2 separate regions of the Homo sapiens genome follow, and region 2 is linked to region 1. The links are chromatin contacts, found by Hi-C or POLR2A ChIA-PET in ENCODE. All regions are on one chromosome and are shown on one strand. The core of a region is the stretch at or near the end of the contact, and the rest is flanking DNA. Distances in the headings are between cores, read along the strand shown. Region 1 overlaps LOC105371159 (a long non-coding RNA gene). Region 2 has its middle 66 kb from the start of NPIPB11.

The links. Hi-C counts contacts between places; a loop is a spot of excess contacts on that map. ChIA-PET counts read pairs that join two places held with the same protein, here RNA polymerase II (POLR2A). Pooled maps may share reads with other maps.
Region 2: a pooled map shows a loop between it and region 1 (3-fold over the local background). The contact joins two enhancer-like sites. A Hi-C loop is called at or near these places in 1 of 50 pooled maps. POLR2A ChIA-PET finds 5 or more read pairs at or near these places in 2 of 52 experiments (PC-9 and activated naive CD4-positive, alpha-beta T cell).

What each region holds. Positions count from the first base shown.
Region 1 is chr16:29,286,458-29,292,752 of GRCh38, forward strand. It overlaps LOC105371159 (a long non-coding RNA gene), which reads right to left. Exons shown (of 3, transcript XR_007065044.1): 2 at 4,358-6,264; 3 at 1-1,775. Among named protein-coding and RNA genes, the nearest start is that of NPIPB11, 120 kb to the right of the region's middle. RefSeq lists enhancers at 210-816, 817-1,422. Within about 2 kb of position 2,879, at least 14 of the 41 ENCODE cell types and tissues checked have a DNase peak (open chromatin) inside an H3K27ac peak, as active enhancers do.
Region 2 is chr16:29,337,562-29,344,475 of GRCh38, forward strand. It overlaps the pseudogene SNX29P2. Among named protein-coding and RNA genes, the nearest start is that of NPIPB11, 66 kb to the right of the region's middle. Within about 2 kb of position 2,352, at least 3 of the 41 ENCODE cell types and tissues checked have a DNase peak (open chromatin) inside an H3K27ac peak, as active enhancers do.

The sequences.
Region 1 (6,295 bases), core at 1,629-4,128:
AGAGTGGTAGGTGCCGGTCTGGGTGCACACACGTGTCCCTTGTGTTTGCTGCTGGGAGGACGCCGCTCTCACAAATTTTGAGAAATTGGCTGGGTTTAGGAGAGTGGAGAGGCCTTACTCTTTTACAAAACTGCTTGATTTTTGACGTTCTTCTCAGTCATGCTCAGCGGCTCCCTGTTGACTAGGATATAGAGCTAAATGCCGTCATTTCTTTTCTCCATGATCAAATCTCAAACCCATCTGTACTGGCCCCAGAGATATCAGATCCTAATCCCTGGGACCTGTGAATGCTACTTTACACGGAAAAAAAGGGTCTCTGCAGATGTGATTGAACTGAGGATCTTGAGATGGAAAGATTGTTCTGAACCATGGTGGGGCGGCGTCTGATGTCATCAGGAGGTCCCGATAAGAGGGAACAGAAAGAAGTTTAAGACACGGAGAAAAGGAGGAGGCTGCGTGGCCACGGACGCAGACACTGGTGTGATGCAGCCATGACCAAAATGCCTGCAGCCCCAGGAAGACAGAAACACGGCGGGGAGGATCAAGTGAAAATGGGGAGCCCGGGCCAGCGTCTGGGGGTCTTGGAGCCTGACGGGGGCTTCCTGGTTGACAGCTGGGATGGGGTCCAGAGAGGCTCGAGCATGCTGCGACTACCCCAGGAGGCAATCAGCGATCTCACGCATGGTGCGCGGGACACAGGTGGGCCCTTCTGGGGCCTCAGCTGCTGATGCGGGTGGGAGAGGAAGGAGCCCGCCTTTGAGGGAGGCAAAGTGTGCAGAGAGAAACACTTCGAGGTTCCTTTTCCTTGTGAGAAAAGCCCTGGGTGCCACCGCCCCTCACACGGCACCACCTGCCCCTCCCTGTGGCAGAGGCTGTCCCCATTCCATTTTGGGCTGGGGGAGGCTTGTGGTCCAAGGCTAAGGGGTAAGTACATGTGCCCCAGCCCTGGAATGCACAGTAGGTCATGCCCCCCGCTGAGGAATTGCCAGAGGCAGGGGACTTGTCTGATGTCACAGCTGGCCTCACCCAGTTCTGCTGACGGATGGGCAGCCACAGGACCCCAAGTCCTGAAGCTTTGGGAAGTATGAGCCTGTCCTCTAGAAGGGCAGGTCCTGGCCTTTGTAAAGAGCTCATTTTGGTGGATTGAGAACCTGTAGAAGTGAAATTAATGAGCTGAAAGTGACACCTGCCTTTGACACAGAAAGTCCACCAGCCGCTCCTCCCCCAGCCCTACCACAGGGCAAGTTCTTGGCCCTGTGCAGGTCTGTCTCGGGTGGGGGCTGCCTCGGTTAACTCCCCTTCCCGTGGCTGTGGGGAGAGGCAGGGAGCAGCTGTAGAAACCAAGAATTCCGTCTGGATCTTCAGGGTGAAGGCTGTTTGCTGGCTGTTCCCTGCTGGTGGCACAGAGGGCTTCTGTGGATGAGGACTCGGAGGCCCCCTCTCTGAGCCCAAGGAAGGCCTCACACCCCAGTGAACCACAGAACAGGGGCCACGGCACTGCACTGGCTGAAGCTCCGGCCTCCTCTCCCTCCCACCATCTGTGCGGGATGGCTGGCTCATCCCAAATCAACTTCCTGGAGCTTTCCGAGGCCGATCTGTGAGTGACAACCAGGTGAGCTGCAGGCTGCACCGACATTTCCACCTCACTCAGCCTTCTGGATTGTAGAGACTATGTCTGCACTCAGCATTAGCGAAGGAATTGGATTCTTGGGATTGGGGGAATCGGAGGGAAGAGGCCTTTTCCATCCCGGTGGTAGCAGAAGTGGAAATCTGTGCTGGAAATAAAACACCCTGAAATAACAGAAGAACTGGACATACTCCAGAGGGTTTTGAAGAAACCATCCCAGAGCAAGAAGGCAGGCTGGCTGCTCAAAGAGCCAAGGGGTGGGGCATTTGAACTGCAGTTCAGTGACTGGAGAGGGGCCATTTGGGGCAGTGGCTTCCAAACCAAGTGGCTGGGCTTTGGTGGATGGGGAGCAGTCCATCATAAGCTACAGTTTGCAGGTCACGGATGGCTGCAAATTTCCTCCACGGCCGGAGGAAGATGGGCCCTTCCATGGGGCTGTCTAGGGCTCCGGGGCAGCTCTGGAAAAGACAGCCATGAACTTGGCCACGGGCAGGAGCCTGCAGAGTCCCAGCAGAGACCCCACCACCTGGGGGGCAGAGGCTCCCTATTGGGGTCCCCTCCTGGGGTCCTGGATCCCCACAGACCAAGCACAGGCCGACAATTTCCCTGCCCTCACGCATCTTGGAAGGCTTGGTGCTGGGCAGGGCCAGGGATGCTTCAGTGAGTTCTAAACATTCTCAGTGGATCAAAGATTCTCATAAACAGAGGCCTAAGTGCTTACATGGAAATTCCCAGTGGTTTATCTTGGGAATTAGTTAAGTGCAATAAAACAGGCTTCTGGCAGATCTGCGTCCTGTGGTGGCGTGACCCCCACACAGCCTCCTACGGACGAGCTCTGACCCACTTGAGTGGGGCTGGGCTCCCTCTCAGTGGAGGAGCACGTTTCATTAGGGACAGCTGGGGATCGTTCGCAGAAATGCAGGCGTGGCCCCCGGGAGAAGCAGACCTGTGAAAATCCGGACTTTGAACATGGAAGTAAAAAACAAGCTCTGTATGAGAACTAGGAGTCTCCAGGGATTCGTGTCTGAGTTCCTCTCTGCGAAGGAGCTTGCTGGCACTGGTCTGTCCGACCCCGGGGTTTACAGAGACTCAGGTTCCCAGACGATACTGCGTCTCCATGGCGTCCAGCGAAATGCCTCCCCCACCCCACCCAGTGGTTGGGCCTGTGGGGTAGAAAACGAACTGGGGGATTGGGATTCACTGGTGTACTCAACAGATGCATACGAGGCCCCTGTTGCAGGCTGGGCTCTGCCAGGCCGCTGTAGTACGCCGAGGTGAGTCCTCTGTGAATCGGGAATGCCCGCTCCCAGTGTCTGCCCAGAAAGCTGCACTTGTCCTGGGCCGCTCGCGGGAAGAGGTCACCCAGCAGGGAGATGTTCTGTGCCAACGTGTGCGGGGCCCCAAGGAGACAGAGGGAGGGGCAGGCGTGTGGGCCATGGTGGGGTTGGTTGGCTGAGGGCATGGGGTGCCCATGTGGGCAAGTCCCTGGGACCTCCTGAGGAGGGTGGATTGGGACTTTGCCGAGAGGCTCAGAAGGGGTCAAGGGTGCAGTGGGCAGCTCAAGCCTCCCTTTTCCGAGGGGTTCAGAGTCGCCAGAGGACCCGTAGCCCCTTGCAGCAGCAGCAGTGGCAGATGGACAGACTTTGTGGGAAGGGCCCTGCAGACACCGCCTCTCCCATCCCAGAGGTGCCTGTGAGGCAGAGGAGGAGAGGAGGCCTGCTGAGAACAAACCCTGGGTCCCCCACCTCCGAGACTGATGCACCGGGCAGAGGCCACCTTCCTGCCTCCTTGCTGGGGCATCTTCCCCTTCCTGCTGACCTGTGTGGCCATGAGACCCCGGGCTGGGCTGACCAGAGCCCTGGAACAAGCTCACAGAAAGCGCTTCTCCACTTCCCAGGGAGCCTCCTGCCCACACCAGCCTCCCTGTGGCAGGCCCAGTGTCCACGCCACATGCACTCATGGAGCTCGGCCCCTGGGAGACTTACTCCCCACCCCCCAGGACCTGCTCCTGGCACCAAGCTGGCCACAGGGGCCACGTCCTCTGCATGTAGCAGGCCTCAGGGACGGCCCTGCCCACAAGGTCACTCTGCTCCTGGGTCCTCAGGCCCCTTTGCTTCCAGGAGGAGCTTGTCCTTCCTCCTCCCACACCAAAACCCACAGAGAGGAGCGGACGCCCCGTGGCTCCTGCCCTGCCCTAGGCTGGCCACCCCTCATGCAGCTCAACTCCCACGTATTCCTGGGGCCGGGGCAGGCCAGCCCTGATGCCCACCTTCCTCTCTCCCATGGCCCCCTTTGAGGTGAGCCAGCCCTGTCTCCAAGCCTGGGGTGCTGTAGAGATGCCTCCTCCTGTCTGCTGGCTCCAGGACTGTCCCCTGCTCTGCCCCCGCCCCAGCCTCCCCACCTATGCATGTTCACAGCCCCATGGCACCTCCCAATACCTGCTGAGCTCAGCCCTGGCCCCTCATCCCAGCCCCATCTTCCTCCCACATCGTCCTCCCCAGCACCACCGCCTGACCCCTGCATGGCCAGAGGAAACACACCTTTGTCCGGCCTCCCAGCCCAGCCACAACTCAAGCTCAGCACAGGTCGCCGCTCCCCCGAGCCCCTCCCAGTCTGGTCCTGCTCGTCCCATACCTGCTGGGCTTTGGCGCAACCCTAGGCTGCCTGGCCACACGGCCCCCCGCCTTGCACCCTCACACCAGGCACAGGCAGTACTTCTCAGATGCTCACTGGGCTGCTTTCCAGTGGGTCTGGGGGCTCCTGAGGGTGACTGTGGCCTCTCCCCCACGTCCTTCCTGTCCTCATCCAGGGAGCGGGCACACAGGACTGACTGCGGTTCTGTGCTCAGCAAGGGAGACGCCCATTTTCTTCGAGGATTTCCTCTGGCGCTGACCTACTAGATGCGTGAGGTCAAGGGACGGGGGCAGGGCAGAGGAGTTCAGGTTTCAGCAGCTGCCACTCCACCCTCGTCCTGTCAGGGACACCTCGGGCCAAGGCGCTGTCTGGATTTTAGCCAGCAATGGGGAGTCCCGCTCTGCCCTGGCCACCGCCCACTGTCTCGTGTGAGTGAGTCACCGGCTGCTTCAGCTCCCTCCTCCTCCAGGGGTGACTTCACCCAGTCGGCTCTCACTGACCAAGAAAGGGATCCAAGAAATCAGGGGTGTGGAGGCAGGAGGCCAGGGGCCTTCCTGGGACCCCTCAGGAGGTTCCCCTAGCACCACTCGCAGGCAGAACAGCCCAGCCTCACCCCGAGGGCTGCGGGAGGTGCTGCTAGAAAATCACTTGGGGCTTCCTTTTGGCCTCCCAGTGAGTCATGAGGGCTGCGGCACAGAGGGGCAGGGGGACATCCAGGAGGGCTGGGTGCTCCTGCTGCTGTCCTGGGAGGGGGCACGTCAGTGTCCAGCGGGGCCGGGTGCATCCAGTAAAGGAGTGCGTGCAGCGTGTGGCATCTGAGCAAAGCTGGAGTCACACCGTGTGGCTGGGGACCGCAAACTCCTCACTCAGCTCCCCCCAGCCTCAATGTTCCCGTCTGTGAAGTGGGGCACAGGAAACCCGCCCATCCTGGGTCACAGGGTGCTGGAGGAGCAGACGGGAGTGGGTTGTGCCCTGCGAAACTCTGCACCTCGGGAGGTGGCACGTCTCTCCCGCAGCCTCACTGGGGTGTGTGTGGCCCAACCTGGGGATCCCCGCCGGCTTCTCCACTCCCTTGGCTGCTTCCAGGCTCAGCAGAGGTGGTTTCTGTCCTTCGGTTTGGATGAAGGTGGTTGGCTCAGCGGAGACCATCTTTCTCTGGTAAATGGGAACAGAGGCCCAGAGGGGATGGGATTGGCCCAAAGTCGCACATGACGGGCCCTGACTGCCCGGCCAGCTCCCCACCCCCAACAAGCTTGAGCTGCCACCCCTAAGTGCCAGGCTTCCTGGAGGGCCCCTGCCCAGGCAGCAGGCCTGAGCTCCATGGGGATGGTGGCCTGTGCCCTCCGACAGACACGGGGTTGGCCACTACTGAGGGTCAGCAGCGTGTGAGGCTGGCTGGTCACTGTGAGGCTCAGGAGGGCAGGGGGCCCAGGCCTCCATGGAATACAGGGCCACTGGGAGGCCGGGTTCACGCTGCAGGGACAGCAGTACTGGAGCTATGGGGGGACTTGGGGCCACTGGGAGGCCAGGTCCACGCTGACCACAGGGATGGCACTGCTGGAGCTACAGGGAGGTTGCTGGGGCCGCTCTGGCTGAGCTCCCAGGTGCCAGGCCCCAGGCTCCAGGAGACAGCACGGCCTGTTGTGCACACGAAGGAACCAGGAGCAGGGAAGGTCACTCGTGTCCTCGGGGTCTCACGGTTGCTGGGGTATGTTCAAGTCAAAATAAAAATGTAGAGGCGAATTTCCAAGTTTAACGTTTTATTTGGGAAGAAAGGATTGCATCTTGGGGCATATGTGCCGACCAGGTAAATGGTGGAGGTTGGAGAAGCAGTAGAAGGTTGGTGGTTTTACAAGAAAGGAGAAGGTTACCTATTGCTCTTTGAGAAAGTTCACTGGCGCTGGGAAAGTTCTGAGGACCTGGGACGTGCTGGTCAGTGTGACAGCTGTGAGCAGAATTCCTTCTGGAGTTGGAGCAAGTGACCTCAGCAGCTGTGGATAAAACTGGTCCCAGGTGACAAAAGGCAGTTTCAGC
Region 2 (6,914 bases), core at 1,102-3,601, 51 kb after region 1:
ATCGCGGTTCTAGAACCCTCCTCTCTCACTCATGCGTGTGCACACACACAGTCGGAACAGGTCCACAGGACAACAGGCTACAGCGAGAAGGCAGCTTTCCATTGTGGTTCCAGAGCCCTCCTCCCTCGCTCACATGTGTACACTTACACGGTCCGAACAGGTCCACAGAATGGTATTACTGTGTGCTGATTGCATTAATATTTTTTATTCTGTTTTCTGTTCTGCTTTTCGTTTCTCTCCCTTTTTGTCTCTTTGAAAACTGGCTATGACACATTGCATTGATTTTGCAACCCACACTTCGAAAAATACTGGAATAGATGATCGCTAATGTCTCTTTCTTAAGAGTTTGTAGTTCTAAAAGTTGTAATTGCGTAGCTGGGACTATAGGTGTGCACCACTGCATCTGTGTAATTAAGTAATTTTTAAAAATTTACAACTATATAGGCTGGGCACGGTGGCTCACGCCTGTAATCCCAGCACTTTGGGAGGCCGAGGTGGGTGGATCACGAGGTCAGGAGATCGAGACCATGCTGGCTAACACAGTGAAACCCCTTCTCTACTAAAAATACAAAAAATTAGCCGGGTGTGGTGGTGGGCACCTGTAGTCCCAGCTACTCGGGAGGCTGAGGCAGGAGAATGGCTTGAACCCAGGAGGCAGAGCTTGCAGTGAGCTGAGATCATGGCACTGCACTCCAGCCTGGATGACAGAGCGAGACTCCGTCTCAAAAAAAAAAAATTTACAACTATATAAAGTTTACACTGCAAATATTAATATTCTTCCTCTCATATTTTGATAAATCAAAAGATAATTGTTCTTGAATTGGGAAGCTTTTTAAAAAATCACATTCAATCTAAGAAAAATGATTATAAATGTGCTAGTTAAAAAAATGTTTAGCGTGCTTCTCAGGGCTTTTCATCTAGATCAGGAAAATTAGGATTATCCATGTCACTTGGGCATTAGAGTGAAGTTTCCCTGCTTTTCATCTAGATCAGGAAAATTAGGATTATCCGTGTCACTTGGGCATTAGAGTGAAGTTTCCCTGCTTTTCATCTAGATCAGGAAAATTAGGATTATCCGTGTCACTTGGGCATTAGAATGAAGTTTTCCTGAGAACTGCAGTCAGGTTTTTGGCATGGCTGACCTTCTGTTGGTCATATGGTGGGCATGGAATGGAAGATGGCTCGATGTTTGCCGCGGCTGTCCATGCCCCTCTACGCCATCCACAAGCCTCTGACCGAGTTGTCCATGCATGCATTTGAGCGTTTCTTGCAGGAGAGGCCGGGGCCAAAGGAACGCTTCAGTTGCAGCTGGGCTGTGCCAAGGGGCCTCAGCAGGAGCAACCCTTGGGGGCCAGAGCCCAGGCTCTTCCAGCAACAGGAAGGACCTTTCTTCCCTCTGCAGCACCTGTCGAACATAACATGCTGGACTCCCTTGTTCATTCCCGGCAGAGAAGCGCTCCCCTCACCCCCCACAGAGCCCTGCTATGCCGGGCACTCAGACCAGCCAGGGGTGGGGGAGCCTGTGAGTAAAGTGGAGAATTGGAGGTGTGGTGCCACCCTGACCACAGCACCTTTCTTCTCCCTGAGGCCACCTCCTCAAATACTCTTCTTGGCCACAGATGAGGGCCCAGCTGTGGTTGGCAGATCTTTTGGGAGATAACTGGATGTGTGGGGTTGGGAGAGTTGCCATGGGTCCCAGTCTCAGGGCGGCCGCTCCCTCAGTGTCTGTCATCTTGGGATGCAGCAGTGTCGCTTCCTCGTGCTTCAGTGCCCTCTTCACTGCAGTGGGATGGCAGCAGCACCTGCTCAGGAAGTTGGTGGGTTTTGCTGGGTGCACACGGCCCACCTGACACTCACCAGCCTCTGGGCTGCCCTTGGCAGGTGCCGTCCACACTCCAGCACTCAGGGAAGGGTGGTGCAAATCCTGAAAAAATGACCACACAGACACTGGCACCCAGGTGGTGAGTAGGCAGGCTGTGGTCTGCAGACAGAAGCTTTACCCTGTATACGTACAAGGAGTAACAGCTGCTCATTTGAGTGAAGTCACTGGACTGCGGCCCTTAGAGCCTCCTGACGCGGAGGTGGGCCTTTCACTTCTGCCTTTTGCGTGTGTGTGTGTGTGTGTGTGTGTGTGTGTGTGTGTGATTTTAGAGATACTGTTTTAAAACTGTGTACTCAAAGCATTAGTTAATTAACTAGGAAGTTTTGTCTTGTGAAAATGATGACCAGGACTGAACCTTTTAAAACAGATCATCTGAACCTCATCGCTGTAAAGCAATCTGGACTACAAAGTTCATTCTTTCCGTGAATTAAATGGTTTGGTAAAGAAATACTGAGCGTAACATGGACGTGCTCTAGTGATCTTAGGGAGCTGTGAGCTCATGCAGTCTTGGGTGGGAGTTGGCATTGTTTATGTTCTTTTTTTAATTTTTTAAAAATGTTTTTAATTTTTATATTTTTGAGATGGAGTCTTGCTCTGTTGCCCAGGCTGGAGTGCAATGGCACCTTCTTGGCTCAATGCAACCTCCGCTTCCTAGGTTCAGGTGATTCTCCTGCCTCAGCCTCCCGAGTAGCTGGGATTACAGGTGCCCACCACCATGCCCGGCTAATTTGTGTATTTTTAGTAGAGACAGGTTTCACCATGTTGGCCAGGCTGGTCTCGAACTCCTGACCTTGTGATCTGCTCACTTCGGCCTTCCAAAGTGCTGGGATTATAGGTGTGAGCCACTGCGCCTGGCCTTGGTACTTGTGATATTTTGATACATGCCTAGAATGTGTAATGACTTTGAACAGATGTTTGCTTTTTTTTTTCTTTCTTTGAGCAGTCTCCCGGGGCTAGGGTAAGTTCAGAGAGGCTCCTAGATCTTTGTTTCTTGTTTATTTCACCAGTTAGTCATTTTCAGAAATGAATCAAAGATCTAGGAGCCTGAGCCTACTCTAGCCCCCAGAGACTGCCCAAAGAAAGAAAAAAAGAAGCAAAGATCTGTTGAAAGTCATTACACATTCTAGGCATGTATCAAAGTACCACAGGTACCCTATAAATATGTACAAATATTATGTATCAATAAAATAATTTTAATAATTTTTTTTAAAAAAAAGATCTGTTGGAGCCGGGCACGGTGACTCACATTTAGAATTGCTTGAACCCGGGAGGCGGAGGTTGCAGTGAGCCGAGATCATGCCACTGCACTCCAGCCTGGGTGACAGAGCGAGACTCCGTCTCACCAAAAAAAAAAAAACGATTCCTGTCCCTGTTGAATTTTCTGCCATGCTTCTGTGCTCCTTCAACAGCCAGGGACGGAGGGATCCAGTCTGAGAAAAGCCAGCATCAGGGACTACTTCAGTCCTCATAGAAATCACTGCCAATGGCTTTGGCCACCTCCTGTGTCCTGGATTATGTCTCTGCAGCTTCCCATCTCCCGGACGCCTCCTTGAGTCCCTGTGTATGAGTGATTTAGTGTTACAGGCTGGGTGAGGAGCTTTGCAGGGATTTAGCTTTTCTCAGGGCCACCTGCCCTCAGGCTTCCTGGGCCCTCATACTTCTTCTTGTTTATATCTTATCTGCCTTTGGGGGAATGACCTTAGAGGAATTGGTGTGAGTAAGCCATGAGGTTCTTGGTCCACCTCCATCCAGCCAAGGGCAGCTGGCAGCTGGGCACTTACATCCAGCAAGGCAGAAGCAACCCTGGCTTTGAAGTCAGACTGCTAGGGTGAGTCTGAATGGCCTCGGGGAAAGTTCCCTCTGAGCCTTCGTTTTTTTCACTTGTGAAGGCGATAGTCTCGCCTAGCTTGAGGGTTTGTCAGGGGGATTCAGTGAGAACCTCATTTGAAGCAGCTGCTTTAGTTCCTAACACCTAATAAATGTTTAACCACTTACCCTCCTCTCCCACCACCCTTTCAACTTTGAACCTCTTCCTCCATGTCATCCCTTCTTAAGGTGCTGACCTTTTGGCCACAAAGAATGGCTCTTTTTGTTCCCATCAGGACTAGAATTCTTATCTTTTTGTTGCTTGGCCCTGGTAATCAAAGAACCACCAACACATTTGCAAGGCATCTCCAGCCTTCTCGTTCTGGCCGCCCCTCTCTGTCTTAGGGAGAGTGCTATACTGGCATGGTGATGAGATGAACGAAAGGGCAGTCTCTGGCTGTTTTCTGCTGATGAGGATGTGCTGAGCAGCCTCCTGCAAATGAGAAGCAGGGAAAAGACCAAACTAGCTTAGCTCATTAGCTGGGCATGGTGGTGCCCACTTGTAATCGTAGCTACTTGGGAGGCTGAGGCAGGAGAATTGTTTGAACCTGGGAGACTGAGGTTGCAGTGTGCTGAGATCATGTCACTGCACTCCAGCCTGGGCGACAGAGCAAGATGCCATCTCAAAAAAAAAAAAAAAAAAAAAGACAAGCTTGCCTGCCTTTGTCTTACAGAACAAAGGACAGGAGATTCCACTTTACCCCCTCATCGTCATACCATATTCAGTTTTCTGTATATCCCACGATGTAGCATGCTTTTTTGAAAGCAGGACACCGTGTTTGTTTACTTTCTCTTGACGCCTAGCATAGTGTCTGCCACTACACAGGTTGTTCAATAAAATTATGTTCACTAAACAAATACATCTTGGTTGGAAGGAAGGGCATTATTCATTGCGTGCAGTACTGTATTTCATGGTTCCCGAGGTACCATATACCAGGATCACTACAGCTTGCTACAGGGAAAGTGATTAATTTTTAAGGAACAAAGCAAAAATTAATGAAAAGCGACCCAGAGCTCTACACAGACTTGGCTTGCTGTCTTTGTAGCCACTGGAAACCCAAGTAGCCAGTACAGAATACAGTATGGAAAAATGAATTATTTTCCATTCCACTTGGGAAAGGAGAAAGAACCACTGCTGTTATTGGCGTTTGATGCATTTGATGGCATGACCTTGGAATTTGATTTTTTTTTTTTTTAGATGGAGCCTCACTCTGTTGCCCAGTCTGGAGTGCAGTGGCATGATCTCAGCTCACTGCGACCTCTGCCTCCCAGGTGCAAGTGATTCTCCAGCCTCAGCCACCTGAGTAGCTGGGACTATAGGTGTGCGCCACCATGCCTGGCTAATTTTTGCATTTTTAGTAGCGATGGAGTTTCACCATGTTGGCCAGGCTGGTCTCGAACTCCTGACTTCAGGTAATCTGCCCATCTCGACTTCCCAAAGTGCTGGGATTACAGGCATGAGCCACCACGCCCGGCTGGAATTTGATGTTCTTTTAATCACTGATATATCATCATCAGGTTATAGATTGGCAGTCAATTACAAGGTGATCGGGGCCATTCAGAATATACCAGAGACACAGTTACTGTTGCTGAGCTGCCTGTAAAATTGAAGTCTAATCTTCCCTGTCTGTTCGGCAGCCTTGGGCATCGAGGATCTTCTGACTTTGAAACACTGGCTTCCCTTGCTTTCTGTGATGCCATAGCCTATTGGCACACTTTCTTCTTTTCTGATCCTTGTTGGCATATCACTTCCATACCCTCAAATATTATTCATCCTTGGATTCATTGTTGGCTCTTGTTTCTATGCATACTGTTTGGATTCCTTGGTGAAGTTGCTCTGTATGTGCCTGTTATTCTTAGTCATACCCACAGCCCAGAGCACTTCCTCGAACTCTGTCTCATGAATGTCTCTATTTGGTGTACAGCACGGGCTTGTCAGTCTCCAAAACTGAATTCTGATCTTCATCCATATGTGTTCCTGTGTTTCTTGCTTAGTAAATGGCTCTGCCCTTTACCCAGGTCCCCTGGACAGCTCTTGGGCTTCCTCCCAGCCTTCTCCTTCTCCCTTTCCTCTGCCCCAAAACCAGTCCCACAAAGAGCACTGTTTTCTGTCTCTCACATGGGTCCCTGAGCCACGCGCGGTTCCTCCATCGTCAGTGAGTTCTCTTCTTTCTCCCCGACTTGTGTTTTCCTGCCTTCAGTCTTGATCAGCTCTGACGCACTTTGCATATCACGGAGTGGTCTTCTTTAATTACCATCCCACTCCCCCACTTATTCCCCATAACCCCACTAACTTAAAGCTCTTCCGTGGGTCTCTTGTAGAATTGGGACAAAGTATCGAGTGCTTGATATGGCTTCTTGGGCTCTCTTCCCTGCTGGCTGTGTCTGTCTCTGTTCTACCTCTTATGCCGTGCCGTACGCCAGGGCTGACAGGCAGCGGCAGGTCCAACATCACAACTCTTTCATCCAGTTTGCAAATAAATGATGGCCTGAGTCCCACAAGCTCCCCTCCTGCCACACCCCTGCCTTGGGACTCTTGAGACCTCTCCATAATTCAGCAGCTAAAGCACTAATGCCAGATCCTGTGTGGGGCAGGGCCTTCAGTGCCACTGCCTGTGCTTTGCTTGGTGCCTCTCAGTAATTTAGATGATTCAGTTCTGTTTTTTTTTTGTTTTTTTTTTTTTTTTTTTGAGACAGTGTCTTGCTCTGTTGCCCAGGCTAGAGTGCAGTGGTGTGATCTCGGCTCATTGTAGCCTCTGCCTTCTGGGTTCAAGTGATTCTCATGTCTTGGCCTCCTGAGTAGCTGGCACTACAGGTGTGTACCACCATGCTGCCTAATTTTTGTATTTTTGGTAGAGATGGGGTTTCCTCATGTTGGCTAGGCTGGTCTCGAACTCCTGGCCTCATGTGATCCACCTGCCTCAGCCTCCCAAAGTGCTGGGATTACAGGCGTTAGCCGCTGTTCCTGGCCCAATCCTGTATTTTGAACAGCTCTCCTGGTTTCTATTGTCTTGAAACTCTTCAAGTCTGGCAGTTCTTTCCCTTCTGCTACCTTCCTTCCTTCCCCAGCTCTCACCCAAGCTCCTACTGGCCAAACTTCTATTCTCTCTTAAAAAAAAATATGGCCGGGCCTGGTGGCTCATGCCTGTAATCCCAGCACTTTGGG